Regions from separate parts of the Homo sapiens genome. Here region 1 is linked to region 2. A link is an interaction called in ENCODE POLR2A ChIA-PET data of the cell type or tissue named here. Cell type or tissue: PC-9. All regions are shown on one strand. Links, peaks and the distances in the headings refer to the core of each region. The heading gives the core; the rest is flanking DNA.

The links. Peaks named below come from ENCODE experiments on the same cell type or tissue, not always from the same donor. Only the 100,000 strongest peaks of a DNase experiment are listed, where the experiment ranks them.
Region 1: POLR2A ChIA-PET joins it to region 2 with 6 read pairs; 2 of 35 experiments call an interaction of 5 or more read pairs at or near these places.

Annotation. Positions count from the first base shown.
Region 1 is chr2:191,223,655-191,231,174 of GRCh38, reverse strand. It overlaps MYO1B-AS1 (MYO1B antisense RNA 1), which reads left to right. Exons shown (of 4, transcript NR_186085.1): 4 at 1,921-2,010. Among named protein-coding and RNA genes, the nearest start is that of MYO1B, 18 kb to the left of the region's middle. In PC-9, for the core only: no CTCF peak of the experiment used is centred there; no DNase peak of the experiment used is centred there.
Region 2 is chr2:191,634,167-191,641,686 of GRCh38, reverse strand. LOC124905959 (a long non-coding RNA gene) reads right to left here. Exons shown (of 3, transcript XR_007088692.1): 2 at 5,998-6,184; 3 at 4,184-4,363. Among named protein-coding and RNA genes, the nearest start is that of NABP1, 40 kb to the left of the region's middle. In PC-9, for the core only: no CTCF peak of the experiment used is centred there; DNase peaks (open chromatin) are centred at 3,176, 3,786, 5,326, 5,756 and 1 weaker place; H3K4me3 peaks cover 3,674 bases; H3K27ac peaks cover 4,619 bases.

The sequences.
Region 1 (7,520 bases), core at 1,625-6,624, 410 kb after region 2:
ATGCATGAATCCATGCTAATTCAAAGAGATGTTGGTACTGCAGAGAGCACAAGGTGCTATTCCCACTTTAAGGAGTTTATGATAATCCGCTAAATCACCAATCTGAGTTATCAGTTCAATCCTTTTTTCTTCTCTACCACTAAAGCTCCTTAAAGGTAATCATTATAATATTGACAAGTTATTAAATGCCTACAATAATAAGCCAGGCACAATACTGACTTCATTTAATGCTCACAAGAATCCGAAGTGATAGATAAATTAATCATACCCCTTTTAGAGAAATGGAAGTTGAGTTTCAGCTAGATTAATTTCCCAAGAGTTACATAATTTGTATGCAGTGGGACTCAAATTTGTATGCTGGGACTCAAACTCGTAATTTCAAAGCTCATGCCCTTAACCACTATAGCTAGAGCTGGCTTCTTGGGGTGGCACCTGGGCCATAGCACGGGGCCCAATGCCTCAAAAGACCCACACTTGGATTAATGCTCTGTTACCACTGTCTGGAAACTCTTAAAGAGGGGTCCTGCGTTTTTATTTTGCTCTGGGTCTCATAATTCTTGTACCCAGTCTTGACTACACCACATTTCCTGACATCCTAGATGAATACTATATGTGGAGGTTTTAAAATGTGTCCACAAATTCTTCAACAGTTTTTCCTCCAAAAGATAGAACCTAATTCCCACCCATCACTTAAGTGTGGGCTAGCCTAATGACTCACTTCTAAAATATGACAGAAGTGGTGGTGTGTGTGTGTGTCTTCATGATTAGTAATAAAACACATGGTGGCTTCTGGCTCTTTGGATCACTTGTTCTGGGAAAAACCAGACGCCATGTTGTGAAGATACTAAGGCAACCCTTGGAGACGTTCATGTGGTACGGAACTGAGGCCTCCTGCCAGCAGCCGTGTTAAGTGAGCCATCTCAGAAGCATTCAGACAAACGTTCAAATGACTGCACCCCCAGTCCAGGGCTCAAATGCAGGCTCATGAGAGACCCTGAGACAGAACCATCCAGACAATCATTAGATAACTACTGTATCACAGAACGCTGGAATTTTAAAAAATGACAGGAATATGCAGTTAAAAGGTGAATATGGCCAGGCACGGTGTAATCCCAGCACTTTGGGAGGCTGAGGTGGGCAGATCGCTTGAGCTCAGGAGCTCGAGACCAGCCTGGGGAACATGGTGAAACCCCATCTCTACAAAATATACAAACATTAGCCAGGCATGGTGGTGAGCATCTTTGGTCCTAGCTACTTGCAGGGCTGAGGTGGAAGGATAACTTGAACCAGGGAGGCAGAGGTTGCAGTGAGCTGAGATTGTGCCACTGCATTCCAGCCTGGGCAAACAAGTGAGACCCTGTCTCAAAAAAATTTTATAAAAAGGTGAATACATCTTATGTCCTCCAATATTTGGTGCAATGTTAAAATTAATTTTAAATCTCTTCAGAGTGTATAGACATTTTATTCTTTTATTTTGTTTTGTTTTGAGACAGAGTCTCACTCTGTCACCCAAGCCCGGAGTGCAATGGTGCCATCTCGGCTCACTGCAACCTCCGCCTCCCAGGTTCAAGCAGTTCTCCTGCCTCAGCCTCCCGAGTAGATGGGATTACAGACGCCTCTCACCATGCCCAGCTAATTTTTTTGTATTTTTAGTAGAGACGAGGTTTCACCATGTTGGCCAGGCTGGTCTCGAAATCCTGACCTCAGGTGATCCACCTGCCTCGGCCTCCTAAAGTGCTGGGATTAGAGGCATGAGCCACTGTGCCCAGCAGAGGTATTTTATTCTAGGGGCCATGTTAACAATGCACTTTAGTAAGTGTCAAAAGTCTTCTTTCTACATTGTGTGAAGGCCTTTCTTTAATTTGAGCCACAGCTTTTGATTGTAACAACTGACATTCTGTCCTGATTATTAATTCACAGACAAACAGACACATTTCTTTCACAAGAGCCACCTCCTTTCTAATTGAGAAGTCTGTTGCTCTTGGTGTTCTCCGGCCTGCCACGCCTACGTTGTGTGGCCTGGAGTTGTACCCTAGTGTGCTCCAACAGCATTTCTTCCGCCTGTCTGGCATGGAACTGGGCCACCTGGCATTGCTCTCCTACAGCTGCCTGGCTTTTCTGCTATCATCCGACTCTGCATGATCCTGCCCAGGGGAGTAACAAGGAATAAGCAAGCCATCCCCAAGTGCTGCCAGATTGGCTCCATCCCATACCCATGTTCTTCAGGATCTGGTCACACCGGTTAATAGGAGAGGTAACAATGGTTCACACATGCAACAATGGATCCACTTGCAAAATAGGTTCAACACAGGCTGTGCAATAATATCCAAACATCTGAATCCTAAGTGTGAATTCCAGTTCAACAGCACAGACATTTAAAATCTAATGCCTAAAGTCAGATTTTAGGCATCTGATTTTAATCATCTTGGGGTGGCAGAGGTTGCAGTGAGCTGAGATGGTGCCACTGCACTCCAGCCTGGGTGAAAGAGTGAGATCCTGTCTCAAAAAAAAAAAAAAAAAAGTATGTCCTATGTCCTCCAATATGTGGTGCAATGTTAAAATTAATTTTAAACCTCTTCAGAGTGTTTCAAGCAATCCCTTGCTCGGGGACTTCCCTCAACATACATATATAATACCCAAAGGGCATGCCTAACCAGGACCACAGGGAATAGATGCAGCCAAACTTAAGCTTCCTCCTTCTGCATGGTAAAGAAACCTTATATATCAAAAGCAAATTATTACACTTTAACATAGAAAATTAGAGGAATACGGCACCCTTTTAACAGAACCACAAATGAAGTGGAAGTTATCTATATCTGAGAATAAGATGGGCTAAGCTTATTGAAAATGTCGACTCCAGACTTTGTTTTTTCACTAAACTATATAAGGCAAAACAGAGGAGAGTGATGATAAAGGGTGGGGAGGAGGGGAGAGAGGAAAGTCAGGAGAACTGTATGATCATCACTGTTCTACAGAACCAGTCATAAATCCATTGTTCTCAAGGAAACCAATTCACTTTAAATTGTCTGATTATTCTGATAGCAGATATGGCCAAGTATAACTAAAACCTAATACACCTAAATGAGTATTTTCAACAGAAGCATAAAACATGTGTTTATTATCCTGACAGGTCCCCCCCCTCCCGCACCCAGTGCTGTGGTCCTCTTCTAAATCTCATTTTTTAACTGAGTGCTTCAGATGTTGAAGGTTGGGCCGGTCAGCCCCATAAGACAGGGAACAGGGTGGGCAGAGCTCCCAAGAGAAGCCTTCTTTGTTGCTTCTCACATTGTGCAGGTCCTAATCTCAGTGCAGACAGGACCAGAGCCAGGAAGATTTGTACTACTTGTGGTTATTGACTAGCTTATGATTGTGCTTTTTTGTTTTGTTTTGCTCCTCTCTACCTTTTTTTTTTTTTTTTTTTTTGAGACGGAGTCTTGCTGTGTTGCCCGGGGTGGAGTGCATGGCGCCATCTTGGCTTACTGCAACCTCCACCTCCCAGGTTCAAGCAATTCTCCTGCCTCAGCTTTCTGAGTATCTGGGATTACAGGCACCTGCCACCACGCCCAGCTAATTTTTTATATTTTTGGTAGAGACAGGGTTTCACCACATAGGCCGAGCTGGTCTCGAACTCCTGATCTCAAGTGATCCACCTGCCTCAGCCTCCCAAATTGCTGGGATTACAGGCATGAGCCACCACGCCTGGCCTGTTTCTCTCTACCTTTTAGCCTGTCGGCTCCATAAGCTCCAGTGTCCGTGACGTTCATAGTGTATTCTCAGCCCCAGGGATGGACCCTGGCACATGGTAAGCATCAATAAATACTTATGAAATGAATGAAGGAAAGAAGTGATAAACTCACAGCTAAGGGAATTAAATGATTCTCATTACTTCTGGAGTATCCCTAATGGCTCTAAACACAACGCTAGTAACATTCTCCAACATGTAATTCATCAAACATCTAATGAGTGCCTACTATTTGCGTGTAATGAAGGCATTACCTGCCATTCTTAGTGCACTCCACTTCTCATTTCGTCCCTTCAAACATCATCTCCCTCCAAAAGTTGCAGCCGGAGAAATCCTGTTCTCAGTTCCAGAACAAAGTTCCACAATGTTAGTATTTCTCAAAGTATTTTTCCAGGGAAGGGCTGCCTGTTTTACTACAGAAAGCACTCCTGAGCAGGCACCAACTACCTTTATGATTAATTGGCCTAAAAATTTACCATATAGTTCACATATAATTCTTATTAGTACATCAGAAGATACTTTCACTAGATGGAAGTAGTTTTTCTACTTAATGTGTTTTAGGTTATTATTGTTACAGGAATGTTAGTGAAAATCAGGCAGAATTCATATTTCAAGGACCTAGTCTTTCCCCACTTCCTTTTAATTAATTTACTTTCCCAGAGAAGAGTAGCAATTGATCTCAAGCCAGTGTAGTGGCCTCTGCTGTTTCTGTGTCTAATTCTGGAGGTAAACTTTAAGAAAACATTTTAAAGAATAAATAGGCTAGGTACCAGGCAGTTGTTCTCTTAAACGGGACATTTTTATTTTTTTGCATCTTTTGTGATGTATGAAGAAGAAAAATGATATGATGCGCTTTAGAACCACATTTTATCTATCATATGGCAACTGTTACTCTGAATGAAGAAAGTATGCATAGAATGTTTGAAAAAATTATTCTGAGACATCATCTTCTTGAATGGCCTCTCTCAACACATGGTTTAGCTGTCTCTTTCAGGCAAATGGGGGGACTCCTTTGGGATTCAGAAAATGCTTCCCATCCTAATACAGGTCTTTGTAGGACATCTAGAACGGCAGAGGGAAATAAAAATACTTTCCCAAGGCAGAAGACTTCTGGTCAATAGGAACACATGTGGAATCTGGAAGGATTCCAATCAGCTTACTTGAAGTAATTCCAAGGCTTTTCTAATTTTAAAAACATATCTTTCACTCATGTAGGCAACATGGACAATAATTGATAAATGTCATGAACATAGCAGTATGGATCATATGGGATAAAATATTCTCTTTGAGAGCAAGTTTGTTTTTAAATTCTTAATGTCCTCTACTCTCAATTTTATTTAGCTTATTGATAATGTTATGGTTTCACAGGTGATTTCATTGTTTTCATGCACACAGATGAGATTTGAATTATGTATTTTTAATGTTGTATTAAAAGCCTATTTCAAATCCCTCTCAATAAAAATAGTTACTGCTTGGGATGGTTCTGACTCTCAGTGGAGTACAGTAACCTTCATTTGCATCCTTGAACAGGGCTCTGCAGGAGAGAAATCCTTCCAGGGACCTCATTTGGAACCCTCAGCAGGGGTAAAATTATGAGTGAAGCAAGAATTTCTTTTGTTTGTTTTTCCAGAAAAGAAAAGAGAGATGCTCTGCAAAATGTTTTACTAAAGAAAAAAAAAAATATATGGTTGCTTTTCTACCTCACCTCCTGCCTCGGTAGTTAAAGGAAAGGACAAAGAGCCAGGACTTTACCTTAACAAAATCTCAGGAATCACAGAGTTCACAGCACCCTCTCTGGGCCTCAGTATCCCAATCTGTTAAAGAAGATGCAATATCCACTTCATAAAGTAGTTTAAATAAAACGTAAAGCCCTGGAACAAAACCTGGCACATATTAAGTGCTCAGTAAATATTAGTTTGTGTTAAAAATAGAAATGACCTTCTATAATGTTGATTGTAAGAATTAATATTTTGCTGTTAGAATTTGTTCTAGATAGCTCAGTAATTATACAAGACTCTGGGGGTGGGGGAAGCATTTGGTCTGGCACTTTCCATAGCTATTGTATCTTCCAGCAAACACCTGTGATTGCTTACTGTTTATGAGCTACTCTGCTAGGAAAGACAGAGGCCAGGATCCAGGGCCTGCTGTCTAGGTGTTCACAGTCCAAAGAGGGAGTCATTCCTAAACCCGTCATTGAAATGCAATATGGCAAGTTCTGTAATAATAGTAATTACACTTATTATTTATTGACTTTCTGTCTTGGGGTGGGTCAGCACTTTACAAATACTGTCCTACTTTGCTCTCACAGCAACTCCATAAAGTAGGTGTTATTATTACTGTTTCACAGATGAGGAAATGGGTTCAGAAAGGCTAAATAATTTGTCCAAGGTCACATAGCTGGCTGGCAGGGCTGGAATTAGACTTCAGCTGTTTAAATCCAAAATCTATGTTCTTAATCATAACACTACTCTTCTTCCCTTAAATATTACATATAAATAATAATATATATTATTTTATTAAAATAATGAATATATTATTGTATACAGATAGCACAAATATTTGGGAGCACTGAAGGACTAGCTGGCTAATTCTGCCTGAGGGACTATAGGAGATCGTCAGTGAGGATGTGACATTTGAGTTAATCAACAGAACTATTTTCATGGATATATCACGGATCAGATTCAAGTATATATTTTATTTGGTTTCCCTCCCTACCCAGCTGCCAGAAACCTGAATTTCAACCTTTTTTAATTGCAATACATTTTCAAGTTTATTTCACCTGTGTACTATATTTGGTCATGGTATACACTTGGTCAGTGAAACTCTAATAATAACATCTTCCCATTTTCAGGAGAAAATGAAAATCACACACACAGACACACACACACTCATTCACTGTAGTATATCAGGGATTTCTTTAAATAACAAATTCCAATAGATCATGATACACTTTTATGAGGCATATATAATGATATACACCAAAATGTTAACATTGATTATTTCTAATTTTACAGGTTCTGAGTTTATGGGTACAATTGTTTACTTCTATATTTTGCAAGTGTTCTCAATTAAACATTTATCACTTTTGCAATCAGATTATCCATGTATTTCAAAACAGGCAACAAAACCTCCTAGGTGTTGTCCTAAACTCAATGCATGTTCAATGCAATCAGCTACAACTTGTCTACATCTCCAATAACAAGTTCCCTGAGGACAAGGACTACATCCCCAGGAAGAGGTAGAAGTAAGACCTTGCCTGTGGTGGTGCTTGACAATATTTATTTCTTAATGTGAAAAATGAATACTTGGGGAAAACTGTACAACTTATAAATGAAATCAGAGCTGAGAAACCCTTGAACTGATGTTCTAGTTAATAATGTATAAACAAAACAATTATTCACATCCTATTCCATAGGATTTCTCTCAAAATGTGTCTTGTTATGTACAAAGTGCTTAGTAGAAAGAAAAGAGGGCTACTCTGGAGCCTTGAATATCTTGCAGTCTAGCTCTGGAGACCAGACATGAATGCAGGAAAAAATAACTAGCAATATGTGTGTAGAATGTTAATCTCTGTCCACAGACTCAAGTGGGCAAGAAATATGAGTCCATTTCTAATTTTAAAAAGGTGCATTTCTTTAATACAGAAAATAGTGAATGTCTACAATTCATATCAGGTTTAGATTCATCTGAGTGGCAGAAATGTAATCCTAGGCAATTTAAAGACCTCCCTCTCTCTTTTTCCATGGTGTCAGGCCTAAGTTTGAGGGGATCAAATGCT
Region 2 (7,520 bases), core at 1,186-6,185:
TCCAAAGCCATGAGCTCAATCAGCTTCTCAATCATAAAACTATTTCTTTTCCAATTACCTAGCCTGCATTTATCTCTAAATTTGTTCTGAATTTAGGTAAAATAAGGTATTATATTTGGACCCCTAAAAATCCCATCAATGGTGTAATCAGAATACTTTTTTACTCTTTCTACCTGTCAAATGTTTTCCTCTCTAAGCTTCATTCCCAAGCAGATTCTTCTCATTTGGGGGTAAAGATGGCAAAAGGAATTTGTAGGTTTACACTGATCTTGAAGCTCACAATTTCTGTAAAAAGAGAGTGATGCATAATAACTCCAGCAAATGTCATAGGGAAATTTTGTATTGGTTCAGCTTGGGTGACATGTCTATCCTTGGACAAGCATGGAGTACACTGATTGGCCATGTATGGATGACTTGGCTACTGTAGTTGCTGGAGAATGAACCAGCCTCACCTGAGGCATAGGGGCTTAGAGTGAGGAAAGGGACCACACTTAATGTGCAGATTGAGCACACAGAACTGGCTTAGTCTCAGTAGATTGCTAAGAGAGTTGAAATGCTTTAATTTTGTTTCCTCCATATCAGTGATTATTAACCTTGGCCACACACTGGAATCATGTGAGAACACACTACTGCAGACCAATTAAATCAGGAAAGCTCTTGGGGATCAGCTGTTTTACAGTCCTAAGGTGTTGCTGATGTACATGCAAGGTTGGCAAACATTATCTTAAGTAGCATCATAATTGATTAGTCTGGGGCCAATTAAGGATAACATTGATCATCTTCCATCACTAGCTTTAACCTGTTATTCAAAGAAGGAAGTCTGATGGTAGAGGGAGACTCTGGGAAGATGGAAGTAACAGTAACATAGCTTTTGAATCTTTCTGTATTTTACATAAAAACATACAGAACAATGAAATAGTAAACCCAAATTCCCATGAACAACATATGCAACTAAACTGGCTATAAGATAGCCCTCCAAACCACAAAATAAAAGCAGGTAGGGGCAAACCACAGACGGTGTCCATCAGGTAAATGAAGAGGGAAGTAACTAGGTGTCTGAAAGATGTGAGACAAAGTGACCCACAAAAGAGCAGACCTGAGAACAGCAGCTCCCTTGCAGGATGGGGCCCACCCAGAGGAGTAACTGCAGGAAGTGGAATCAAATTGAGAAGAGAGGGCCAATAAAAAACCAGGGAAAGAGGTCACACCAAAGTGGGGAAGGGAACAGAGTAATGAATTCACAAAATAGTCAACTCCAAAATATGGAATATAAAACACTAAACTTTCAAAAATGATTACCTCTGGCAGTAAAATTTCTGAAATATTTCATTTAAAATTTATATACTTCTTGTGATTTAATACTTTTCTCCCAGGAAGCATATATTGCTGTAACATTGGACATGTATTTGTAACATCTATCATATGCATGTTATATATGTAACATACACATATTACAAAAGACATACATATATATATATATATATATATATATACACACACACACACACACACACACACAGAGAAAATAGTAAGACACAGTATTCAAAAACATGGTTATGAGCTACCTTATATATCCAGAAGGCAGTGCAGGTTGGACCGATTTGGAGGTCACCAAAGTCAAACCCTATATATCTTGTGAACCCAAACCAGCTACTGAAGAAGAAAAATGTAACTTTTCAAGAAAGATTGTATGAAAAACAGAAGCTGCTGGTGTCTTAACCTTCACAGTATTGTCCAGACATTGTGAAGGCAATAAATAGTAATTATGTGAATGAACGAATGAATGAATAAATGAATATAGAATGTCAAAAAAGTTTAAGTCTGTTTTCAAAAAAATCAACCTGAAAAATCAAGTAAGCATCAGGAGAATTAAAAAAATATATTAATTTTTTTTGGCCGGGCATGGTGGCTCACACCTGTAATCCCAGCACTTTGGGAGACCGAGGCAGGCGGATCACGAGGTCATGAGATCGAGACCATCCTGGCTAACACGGTGAAACCTCATCTCTACTAAAAAAAATACAAAACAAATTAATTTTTTTTAGAATTTAGAATGGGAGAACACTACAGTGTTGAAGTAACTCATTATAATAGAGTTGCCTGAATAAGTAACTCTAAAATTGGGTCACGATCTTTTCACTTCTGTTGACAAACATGTGAGACACTCCATGAACATATATAATTTCTCACCATCCTCCATGTATGATTCCAGTTTTCTCTCTTCCTGAAAACAACATATCATAATGCAGATGAGAGAATCTTCAGTCTCTTCTATTTAAAACATGAAAGAAAATCTGGAAAAAATTCAGTACAACTATTATCGGTAAATATGTAGAGGTGCCATAGGAATGAACCTATGTTTGCCTGGTGACCCAGCAGGTCCTCATTCCGTGTCCTCAGGCAAATTACTTTGCACCTCTAAGCCTCATTTTTCATAGGCTTAATAATTGTACCCATGCTATTGTGGCAATAAAATGAAATAATGAATGTGGAGTGTTTAGGACAATGCCAACAAAATGTTATCTAACAACAATAGTAATTTACCAGTAAGATAATCCTAGCATGTATGGCAGTATCCTAGCATGAAGAAAACAAAAATGCCATTGAAAACTACTAAACTAAAGAGCCTTAAGTTTCATTCTTAGTAAAAGTATTTAATTCTCTCTCTGTTTCCCTCATGTAGTACTCTGGTTAACAGATCACTTATTCATTTTAAAAAGTTATGAGTAGCTACCATGTGTAAGATACATACGCATTTGTTGGTAATTAGAAACTGTATTGGGCTTTTCCTTTTATTTAGCTGTTATTTGCATATTAAAGTTTCAGGGTACTTCTCAAATGAAGGGTGATTTTAAAACCAAAGTAACACTTCTCTGTTGGGTGGGGCCTGTCCAGATAGCTCATCTTCCACATATGAGCCTTGGAAGATTCTGGGCAGACTTCTGATGGGCTGGGCAGGAGGAGCTATCCTAACCCTTGGGGCGGGGCTGTGTGGGACCACAGATTCACCAGCTGATTGCAGAAAGCCCTTGTTTTTTGAGTTATCCATGCCCCGTGGACTTGGTAAGCTTTACTCCCTGGTGTCACCAGAGTATACCAGCTACCTGGTTCCTGCTGCATGCTTGCAAATAACTTGGTTCCAGTGATTTCTCACGGAGGTGACTAAATCAATTGGTAGGCTTAGTGTTTGTGTATACAAAGACTTAGAACCTGTTTTGCGTGTGCGATTTTAGTTTCTGTGATCTTTCCAGTCATTATCGTCTACAAGCTGTTGGCCCTGAGAATTATTTACATTTTAATTAGGAGTGCTCAACCCCCTCTATGAGTAGAGTCAAGCAGCTTATTTACTTCCTACTGGCAGGCTTCTGAGGAAACAGCTTAGGCAAACTTGCTGAGCCATTGAGCCAAAATAAAGTCACTTGCAGAAGAGCAACACCATGTCCTCACTTCTTAGCTTTGCTTCTCTGCTGGGGCTTCTCATGGGGACCAAAACTGAAGTGAGCTGCTCTATGCAGCAATCAAACTACTGCCTCATTTTTTTTTTCTTCCCTTTTCTCTGGATGAAGCAAACTTTTTAATAGGTTTCATTTGCATATATAATTAGCACTCATTTTTTTAGCATAGCCAGGGAGTGAGTTTGTTCTCCACGTGCCTTTTCAGATAAGCTTATCCTTTTAATCACTTAAGCTTTTCCTTGTTTACAAAGAAATATTTTTACATACTATTCAGCCTCATTCCCCTTCTGAAACAGAGTAAACAGAAAGCAAACTTCCTTTGATGACAGACACATGACTGTCATTATGGGTTAGTCACTGAACTATGCTCTCATACCCACAAGAGCTACAGAGATGGGAGAACTTGTTTGCCCCAGCATTAAATAACCCCACAATGCTGCCTCTTGAGTTCTTGGTTCTGCCTTCATGTCTCTCCCTTCTCTGTCCAGCTGCCTGTCTCTAACTTTCTCTATTTCTAGAGAATAGAGAAAGTTATTTCTAATCTGCCAGAAACTAGGAAATCAGATAAGCCTGCTTCCTAGAACTGAGAAATCAGATAAGCCTGTTTCCTAGAACTAAATGTCTGACATAATGTTCTGTGAGAGAAGTGCATGAACTTCCATGCATACTTGGCTATTGCTTAGGATGCTTTTGGCTGCAAATAATTGAAAACGCTGATTCATCATGGCTTAAATAACAAAGAAATTTATTGCCTCCCAGAACAAGAAGACTCCAAGTAAGATACAATCCAGGAAGGGTACTACAGGCTGCATTTTACTCCTGGGGGATTCGACCAGCTCTGTCTTCTCCCACCGTTGGCTTCGTCTTCCAGCTGGTGGCAATATGGCTGCCGTGGTTCCAGGGCCACTCTAGATGCACCAATGTTCCAAAAAAGGAGAGAGAACATCAACTTCTGTGTGTCTTTTAGGAGAAGGAAACCTTTTCCAGAGGCTTGCCAGCTGACTTCCCCCAAAGAGACCAGAATTGCCCTTTCCTAAGTCAACCACTGAATAAAGGAATAGAATTCTCAAGGTTGACTTTGGCTAACTAGTATCCATCCTGGATCAAATTGAAATTCTCTTGGGAAAAAGAAGAGGAAAAGTGGACATTGGGAAGAAAGCAACGTATGTGCTAGAAATGAGAATTATTTGTCTGCTTATGATTTTATAACTGTATCTACAATGAGTTAAGACTTGGTGGAACAGATCGACTTTTAGAAAAGTGAAATATTATTTTAAAATCAAATCAAATGGTAACCAGAGATATTTAGTGAAAAACTAGCTTTGACATGAACCTAAAAATGGAGACAAAGTTTGGTGTTGCTTTCATGTGAATATTACAGCACTTGAATGATTCAACCTAGAGTTCATAGTGCATTACAAGGAAATGTACAAAGAAAGGGGCTGTTGAGAGGAAAGTGACACAGGTGACTGTGACTTCTTATGAAAGCCAGATACCCTTCAAATGTCTAAAGGCAAATATATTAAGTGACAGAAATGTCCCAAGAACAAATATTTTCTTCTTGGAGCATATTAGAAAGATCTTAAGATCTAGACCACTCTCTGGGGATAAGCAGCCATGGATATATTAGGCAAATTTGTTTGTACTTTGCTTCTTTCTTACAGCTCTGGAAAAACTTCTCCCTATATAGGGACCTCAAATTACCATCTCTTCAATTAACATAGGAATATAGATTAAATATTCTTCTGGATCCACTAATAAGCCCTGCTCATTTCACAGAGTTTAACTTTGCAGGAAGACATCACTACTCCTTTGATGTGGTCCCTGACTCACCTCCCCAGCTCCAAGCTTGATTTGACATTCCTTCTCTGTGCTCCCCTAGGACTCAGTGCCTACTTCCAACAACAAACTTACCACACTGGATTGCAATCTTCAATTATTGTTTGTCTTTTCCCCTAAATTCCAAGGATCTTGACAAAGGAGCTAGGTTCTATTTATTTTTGTATCCACAGGGTCCCAGTACTTAAGGAATACCTTTCAGAAGGATGGATGAATATGAAGAAACTAAGGAGCAAAGGAATCAAGGATTTCTTCCAGTCCACCTGGGAAGTTAGCTGCATAGTTAGAAATAGAACTCTAGACTCCTGGCCTGTTTTCCAAACCACAGATATGCTTGGTTTATGCAGGTAAGGTTTTAGTTTGGGGTGTTGTTTTTAAACAAACGCTGTAAAACTATGCTAGGGGCAGGCAAAGTTTGTGGGTATTAGAGACCAAATGACCGTGAAATCATAGCATCAGTATGTGCGGTGTTTTAGGAATGTCAATGTGGCTCAAAAAGAATTTCTGTGAAAAATATGGACTCTCAACTCTCCTCTCCAAGGCATCTTTAGTTACTAACCAGTTAGGAGACTGAGCCCCAAGCCTGTCTCTTACCCATTCCATCCCAATGTATACGAAAGGCTAGATGCTATGAATGTGGTGATAACATCTTCCAGAAACCTCCATCATTCATTTTATCCTTGTGACTTCTCTGGTAACTCACCATCTTAAAGGATGAAATTTTCTTTTTACTGCAAAGTTTCAGAGTCACTTCAGACTTCAGTGAGATCATAGCATGCGTTTCTCTTGGACTAGGACCAGGCAAAGAGTCTCACTGAGTCACAGTCAGGGCAGGGACTCCCTCCATCCCCAGGCCAGCCTTATTATGTACAAATGTGCTACCTTGTCACCTAAAGTATAAATGAAGTAAAGGTTTATTCCTGTTCCAGTTTCAATTTGACCAAGCTTCCACCACAGCCATACACCTGTTACTGCATTTGTTATTATGCTGTAGAACTTTCTGCAGAATATAACCCTTCTCATTCCTCATATTATACAATGGACATATTCCAGAAAGTAGACTAGCCCCAGGATTGATGAAAGCCTTCTTTTTGCTTCACAGCTCAGGACTTTTGCGAATTATCAGCATATTCAGTCCTGACTGGAAATGTCAAAATGTTTCAAATTCACAAACTATAGCAGATAATTTGGCTGAAAACAATTTGGCTAAATGAAATTTTGCCAAAGATAATTTGATCAAATATAAAGTACTTATAGTTTACTTTAAACTTTATTTTAAAAGTAACTTTGTCAACAGAACAATTGGTACAAATAATACTTATTGAAAATGGGTGAATACAATCACTGGTTTTTCAGTGTTGGTAATTTTAGTGTGTATGTATCACAAGGTAGTGAGGCAGTTCTCTGCGTCATCAGCATTTTTGTCTGATTGTCACAACTGGTTCCTTTTTTGTCAATTATTTATGTTATTTGCTTCTTACAATACTGAAAAGTTGGAAAAGAGAATTGTTCAACAACAATATATATTTGAAACAACCTAAATAACCAACAAAATTGGACTGGCTAAAACCTAAAGAGCAAGTAATAGGGAAATCTATTAAAACTGGGAATTATATATTTTGTTCCGTGCTTTATTTTATTATTTCAGTTCTTTGTTTATTTTCCCCGGTATAAAAGCAATGTTACTCAATAAAAGAAATTAGAAAATACAGATATGCAAAAAAAAAAAAGGGGGCATTGTAAGTCACCTACCTGGTTGAAACTTTGAGTAATTTCCTCTCAGGTCGTTTTTAATGTGCCTACACACATACACATATATACACATGGATAAACACACACACACACAACCCTGACCCCCTGCAAAATAGGATCATGCCATAACAATGCTTCATAACTTTCAATATAAACCATATATAAGCAAGCTTTAAACTGTTGGACTTTTTGATAATTTCAACTAATATTCTATTGGCCAGAAACAAATTAAGGGTTATTATAATTATAAATAGAAAAATCTGATATGTGGACAAAATGCTTAAAGCCACATAAAGGGTTGTGACTCAATCCCATGATTAATACTAATTACTAATATATTTTAAATCCAGTTCCCATAAATTAAGACTTTTAACCATATTGTCCTATTGGCTACTTTTCTTTGGAACATATTGTTTGGTTTCTATTTGCTTGTGATCAAATCACTTTTGAGCGAATTATTGGGACATGCAGCAT